2 separate regions of the Homo sapiens genome follow, and region 2 is linked to region 1. Evidence: chromatin contacts called from ENCODE Hi-C or POLR2A ChIA-PET data. All regions are on one chromosome and are shown on one strand. Each heading gives the region's core, a stretch centred on a gene start or an enhancer-like site at or near the end of the contact. The rest is flanking DNA. Distances are from core to core; before and after follow the strand shown. Region 1 holds the start of IFNGR2 (interferon gamma receptor 2). Region 2 holds the start of DONSON (DNA replication fork stabilization factor DONSON).

What was found. A loop is a pair of places that touch in the nucleus more often than their neighbours do. ChIA-PET counts read pairs that join two places held with the same protein, here RNA polymerase II (POLR2A). Pooled maps may share reads with other maps.
Region 2: a pooled map shows a loop between it and region 1 (4-fold over the local background). The contact joins the promoter of DONSON here to the promoter of IFNGR2 in region 1. A Hi-C loop is called at or near these places in 6 of 50 pooled maps. POLR2A ChIA-PET finds 5 or more read pairs at or near these places in 3 of 52 experiments (CD4-positive, alpha-beta T cell, CD8-positive, alpha-beta T cell and activated CD4-positive, alpha-beta T cell).

The regions. Positions count from the first base shown.
Region 1 is chr21:33,401,963-33,404,662 of GRCh38, reverse strand. It overlaps IFNGR2 (interferon gamma receptor 2), which reads right to left and starts at 1,250. Exons shown (of 7, transcript NM_005534.4): 1 at 1,047-1,250. The coding sequence starts at 1,119. RefSeq lists cis regulatory regions at 151-651, 1-680, 1,248, 1,525, 1,535 and 2 more, silencers at 682-731, 872-921, 942-1,021, 1,032-1,571 and promoters at 1,126-1,530, 1,125-2,292, 1,664-2,302, 1,146-2,302.
Region 2 is chr21:33,587,219-33,589,984 of GRCh38, reverse strand. DONSON (DNA replication fork stabilization factor DONSON) reads left to right here and starts at 1,301. Exons shown (of 10, transcript NM_017613.4): 1 at 1,301-1,664; 2 at 2,383-2,463. The coding sequence starts at 1,344. CRYZL1 (crystallin zeta like 1) reads left to right here. Exons shown (of 13, transcript NM_145858.3): 13 at 64-644. The coding sequence ends at 163. RefSeq lists an enhancer at 1,113-1,612 and a silencer at 1,071-1,760.

The sequences.
Region 1 (2,700 bases), core at 1-2,500:
GAGCTCAGGAGTACAAGAACAGCCTGGGCAACACAGTGAGACCTCCTCTCTACAAAAAATACAAAAATTGGCCAGGCGTGGCCAATAATACCACCTTCTTGGGAGGCTGACGTGGGAGGATCGCTTGAGCACGGGAGGCGGAGGCTGCAGTAGCTGAGATGCTGCCCACTGCACTCCAGCCTGGGCGACAGAGCGACACCCTGTCTCAAACAACAATAAAATAAATAAATGCCTGGCTCAGTTGACACTCTTCCTCTTCCGCCCCAACACTGATGGGACCCGGACAGTTCTGAGCCCTGCCTGAATGCTGCTGCCCCATCTCTATGACCGCGGGAACTGTCTAGATTTCACACCCAGTGTCAAACATGCCCTCGGCCAAAGTCGGAATTGAGTCTGGGTCACCCGTCCAAGACGCTGGTCCCTGCTCCACCGCTGCTACTACAAAGGGACTGAGTCTAGCTTCCAGCCAGGCCTTCGGGAGGCACTCCAGGCGGGGACTAAGCGCAGTCTCGCCAGGCTGCAGAACCAGTGGCCAGCAAAGGCGGCCCCCGCCGGAGCCCTGGATTCAATTTGCTGTTGTTCATTCCGAGAAATTCGGAGACTGGGGCCACGCTGGCTTTCCCGGCGCGGGCGCGCGGGTGGGGGAGGTGGCGCAGCCGAGGTTACCGGCTTCACGGAGGGGCACCGAGTGTCCTCTCCCGGAGAGGGGTGTCCCGGCGGCCAGGACGCCAGGAGGGGTGCCCCCCGTCTTCCTGCTGCTGCCCAGCTCCTGTCTGGAACTCCTGGCCGCCCATCCCAGCCCCGCTGCGGGCTCCCAGCGGGCCCCTCTAGCCCTGGGCACCCCGCAAGACCCCCACCTGGGGCACCCGCAGGTTCCCACCTGATCTGAGCACTCCGCATATCCCACCCACCAGGAGCACCCCGCAGATTCCCACCCACTCTGAGCACCCGGCAGATTCCCCCCACCCCACGATCCGGGAGTCCCCCAGCCCCCACATGCTGCGGCTGCGCCCGCGTCCCGCCGCGGAGGCCCAGGCCCGGCTCACCTGGCGGGGCCGCGGCGGCGGCGGCGAAGACTCCGAGCAGCAGCAGCAGCGACCACAGCAGCGTCGGTCGCATGGCCCCGGGCGCTCGGCGGCGGCTCAGGTCGCGGCCGGGGCCCCGCTCGGGGTCCGCGGAGCCGCTCACGTCGCCGCCCAAACCGCCATGGCGAGCGCAGGGCGCGCAGGGCCCGCCTCTTCCCGAGCAGCAGCGGGGCGTCCCGGTGGAGGGGATTCGGCTCGGCCGCCCGCGCCCCCGCCCCCGCCCCGTCCCGCCCCCGAGGCCACCGCCCCCGCGCGGGACTTTCCCGCTCCGGGAACCGCGGCCCTGGGGGGCCTCTGCGGCTGCAGCGCGGGGACCCCACGCAGCCGGCCTCCCAGAGCGCGGAGCCTCCCGGAACGTCCTGGAGACTGGAGCCCCGCGGGACGCCCACCTTCGGGGGCCGCGATCCTTCCGGAAGGGCCCCGCGAGACCCCGGCCCAGACCCCCGGGCTTTCCCTGGAGCCCCCACCCCTCCTGACCCCCCCCAACTCTCCTCTCGGGTGCTTGATCGCACAATTCGAGGATTCGCCCCTTTAGTCGAAATGTTTGCTTTAATAGCCCCCAAAGTACATATTAAGCTTTCAACTCTCCCCCGCCCCCCTCCCCTTTTTTTTGAGACGGAGTCACCAGGCTGGAGTGCAGTGGGGCGATCTCGGCTCACTGCAACCTCCGCCTCCAGTCAACCCCATTTTGAAAAGGGTTTTAAGGGGAAGGAGTTAGAAAGGGCCCAGTGAAGGAGGAGGTGGGGCTCTGGGGGTGGGGGGAATGGCCTCCGAGCAGGGGGAGGGAGAGACAGAAACTTCCAGCATTTCTAAATGGCGTGGGGTTTGCCCTGGAGCCGGCGGCGGTGCACGAGTAGGAAGTCCTTTAGCAGCTGGGCAGCCGCAGGCCCGCTCCCCAGCCCGAGCCTGCACCATGTCGTTTGACGCCTGTTGGGAGAGGGTTTTAAATCTGCCCTGTTCTTCCAAGATGCGTCATAAAGCTAGCGCAGCAAAGGAGGGACGCGGTGCAGGGAGACCAAGAATTTAAAAACAGGTCGTCCCGGGAGCCCACTGGACACGTTAGCAAAAATGGGTTTTGCAACATAGAGCTTTTCTTTTGCTCTTCCCACATTCTTGCATTTCCTCTTTGTAGAACTATTTTGAAATTGGCCACGCTCGTGAAAATACGTGATGAAATACCTCGCAGACAATTGAATTATGCATTGGATATTTCTAGATACAGAGATGTATTTATATGTTACACGAAAAAAGCGGGCGATAACTTGGAATCACTTCAAAAAGTATGCACTGATGCCAGGCGCGGTGGCTCACGCCTGTAATCTCAGCACTTTAGGAGGCCGAGGTGGGCGGATCACATGAGGCCAGGAGTTGGAGACCAGCCTGGCCAATATGGCTGAAACCCGTCTCTACTAAAAATACAAAAATTAGTCAGGCGTGGTGGCCGGCGCCTGTAATCCCAGCTACTTGGAGGGCTAAGACAGGAGAATCACTTGAACCCGGGAGGCGGAGGTTGTAGTGAGCGGAGATTGCGCCACTGCACCCCGGCCTGGGTGACAGACCGAGACTCCGTCTCAAAAAAAAAAAAAAAAAAAAAAAAAAAAAAAAAAAAAAAAGG
Region 2 (2,766 bases), core at 52-2,551, 190 kb before region 1:
CCACCCTGTTTGTTCTACTTATCTTTAACTAGACCTGACATTTCTAATTTCATTCCTTCTCAGACCTCAGTTGGATGAACCCATTCCACTGTATGAGGCAAAAGTTTCCATGGAAGCTGTTCAGAAAAATCAAGGAAGAAAAAAGCAAGTTGTTCAATTTTAATTTTCTTCTTTCTCAGACCTCAGTCGGATGAACATATTCCAGTATTTGAAGCCAGAATTTTCTTTGGAAATTGTTGAGAAAAACCAAGGAAGATAAAACAAGTTGCATTTTTAAGCACGTTTCTCTGCTAAGACAAGATGCTCAGTTGACACATTTGAAAAGTGTTTGAAAAATTCTTGTGCAAATGATCAAGATAATTCTATAATTAACATCTTAAGGGAATTTTTCTAAAAACCTTTTCATTGTTTCTATATATTTTGCCCCTGCTATAAAATTCCTTCCATGAAGAAAACTGCTGCTTTCAGCAAAAGTCACACTACTCTTGATAAAAGCTGTTGCAGGCCTTTGCTAAGCTATCAAAGTAACGTATTAATTTTGTATCAACTCCGTTCTCAACACCTTCCTTAAGTCTTTGCTGTCATAATTTAAGCATTTGAGTATATTTTGAAGTCTTAAAAGACTTAGCCCATAGGCACTTAAATTTTGTGTTTTCAACTATTCATTCACTCCGGCTTTCCCCAGGATCAAAGAAGATCCCATTAACTTGCCAGTGGCAGCTGCCTGGAAGTCTGAGATGACCAGGCACTGGGAACGGGGAAGGGAGGGATGTCGGTAGGCTGCGCTGGCATAGGAAGCGTGCTGACGTCTTATCTGAGTTCTCTGGGGGTTGAGGAAGGTGGCCTAGTCCCCTCTCCTCGCCTCTTGAGAGCAGTAGCCACTGCCCTCTCTTAAGTTTATGGAAGCAGCAGCCCATCGCCGCAGCTCAAGTTTGTTTCCTTTTCATCCAGGCGCCAAACCCCGGGCTGATCACATCCCTGCTGCGGGCTTAAATAGAGTTAAGCTATTTCGGTGCCCCACAGGGTAGTGCACATCAGCGCCCTGGATCGCATACTTTCCAGAAGCGTCGCTGAACCTGGCGACTGGACTCTGGCCGAGGACCTGGCAGAAGCGCCAGGGCAGGGTCACCGCTGGGACAGTGGGCGTTGACGGCCACCCGGGATCGCCGCTGCGGGCTGCGTCTCGCGGGCTGCCCACTGCGCATGCTCCGCTCGGAACCGGCGGGGGCGGAGGCGGGGCCGCGTCGGGGGCGGGAGCTCGGCGAGGCGCCACGTCAGGGGCGGGCCCGGCGCGCGCGGGAAGTCTCTGTAGGGCGGCCGGCTACCCTCAGCCGCCGCGCGTCATGGCCCTTTCGGTGCCCGGCTACTCACCGGGCTTCCGAAAGCCGCCCGAGGTAGTGCGGCTCCGACGGAAAAGGGCCCGGAGCCGTGGAGCTGCCGCCTCCCCGCCCCGTGAGCTGACGGAGCCGGCGGCCCGCCGAGCCGCCCTGGTGGCGGGGCTGCCTCTTCGCCCTTTCCCTGCTGCGGGGGGCAGAGGCGGTGGCAGCGGCGGCGGCCCGGCCGCTGCTCGGAGGAACCCCTTCGCCCGCCTGGACAACCGACCGCGGGTCGCCGCGGAGCCCCCCGACGGGCCGGCCCGCGAGCAGCCGGAGGCCCCGGTCCCGGTGAGTGTCTTGTAGCCTGGCCGCCAAGGGGCTCTTGTCTTTCGTGGGTTGAGCCAGCTGTGAATGGGGGATGGAAAGTCCTCGCGTTCGAGGCAAGGAAATGGGCGCGAAGACTTCGGCCGCCCGTGGCCTTAGGGTACCCCGCCCTGGGAGCCGCGATTCTGGCAAGGCCGGGTTTGTGGGAAGAGCGCTCCCCTGGCTACCCCGCTGCGGGCTGTGCTCACGGGACGCGTTCCCGAGGAAAGTGAGGGGGCCCCAGAGGGCAGCGAGGAGCCCCTTGGAGAGGACTTAGAGGTGACTTGGAAAAGAGCTCGAAAAACCCTGAGAGCCCCCATCTTGCAAGGACGCTGTTCGATGGGGCAGGTGACAAGCCCTGCTTCCCCCGTGATTTAGGGCCTCCCTTCTCTCACGCACTCCAAATTATTCTGGAGATGGGGGAATGTCGAGGATTCGTGGGGTCAGAATTCACTAGCATCTGTCTTACCCAAAGCCTTTTGGATCTTTCGGTTTGAAACGCCGGTCCCTGTTCCCCTCAATTTTGATACTAAAGTTCAGACACAAAACTGAAGTGTTGAAACTCATAGATTGGATGGGGTGCCTCTGAATTTAGGTGTACTTGCGTTTATTGAGAAACATGTATGCCAGGTGAGGCTCTGTACATATTTAACGCAAACTTCAGCATCCTTTAAATTTTAAAGGAGAATATATTTAACCTCAGTTTTTAGATTCTAATCAAGAAAATGATTTGCTATGGGAAGAGAAGTTTCCTGAAAGAACAACTGTTACTGAATTACCTCAGGTAATACTTTTTAAATATCATTAGAATGTGTATTTGTATAAACTTTTTTTTCATAGGATTTGAGCCTATTTTTAAAAATACATTTATACTTCTCAGAAGCATTTTGCTTGGAAAGTAGTTTTACAGAGAGGCTTGATCATCTCAACCAGGGATGAAAATACCGCATCAGCCAAGGTAAAGGAGTTGGTTTGATACAGTAATGATGACTGTAAAGATAGCCAGCGCTAAAATAGGCCTGATAGACGTGGGGGTTTTCTTTTACTCTCTAACAGTTTTTACCACTCTTCTTTGGGCAGTTGACTT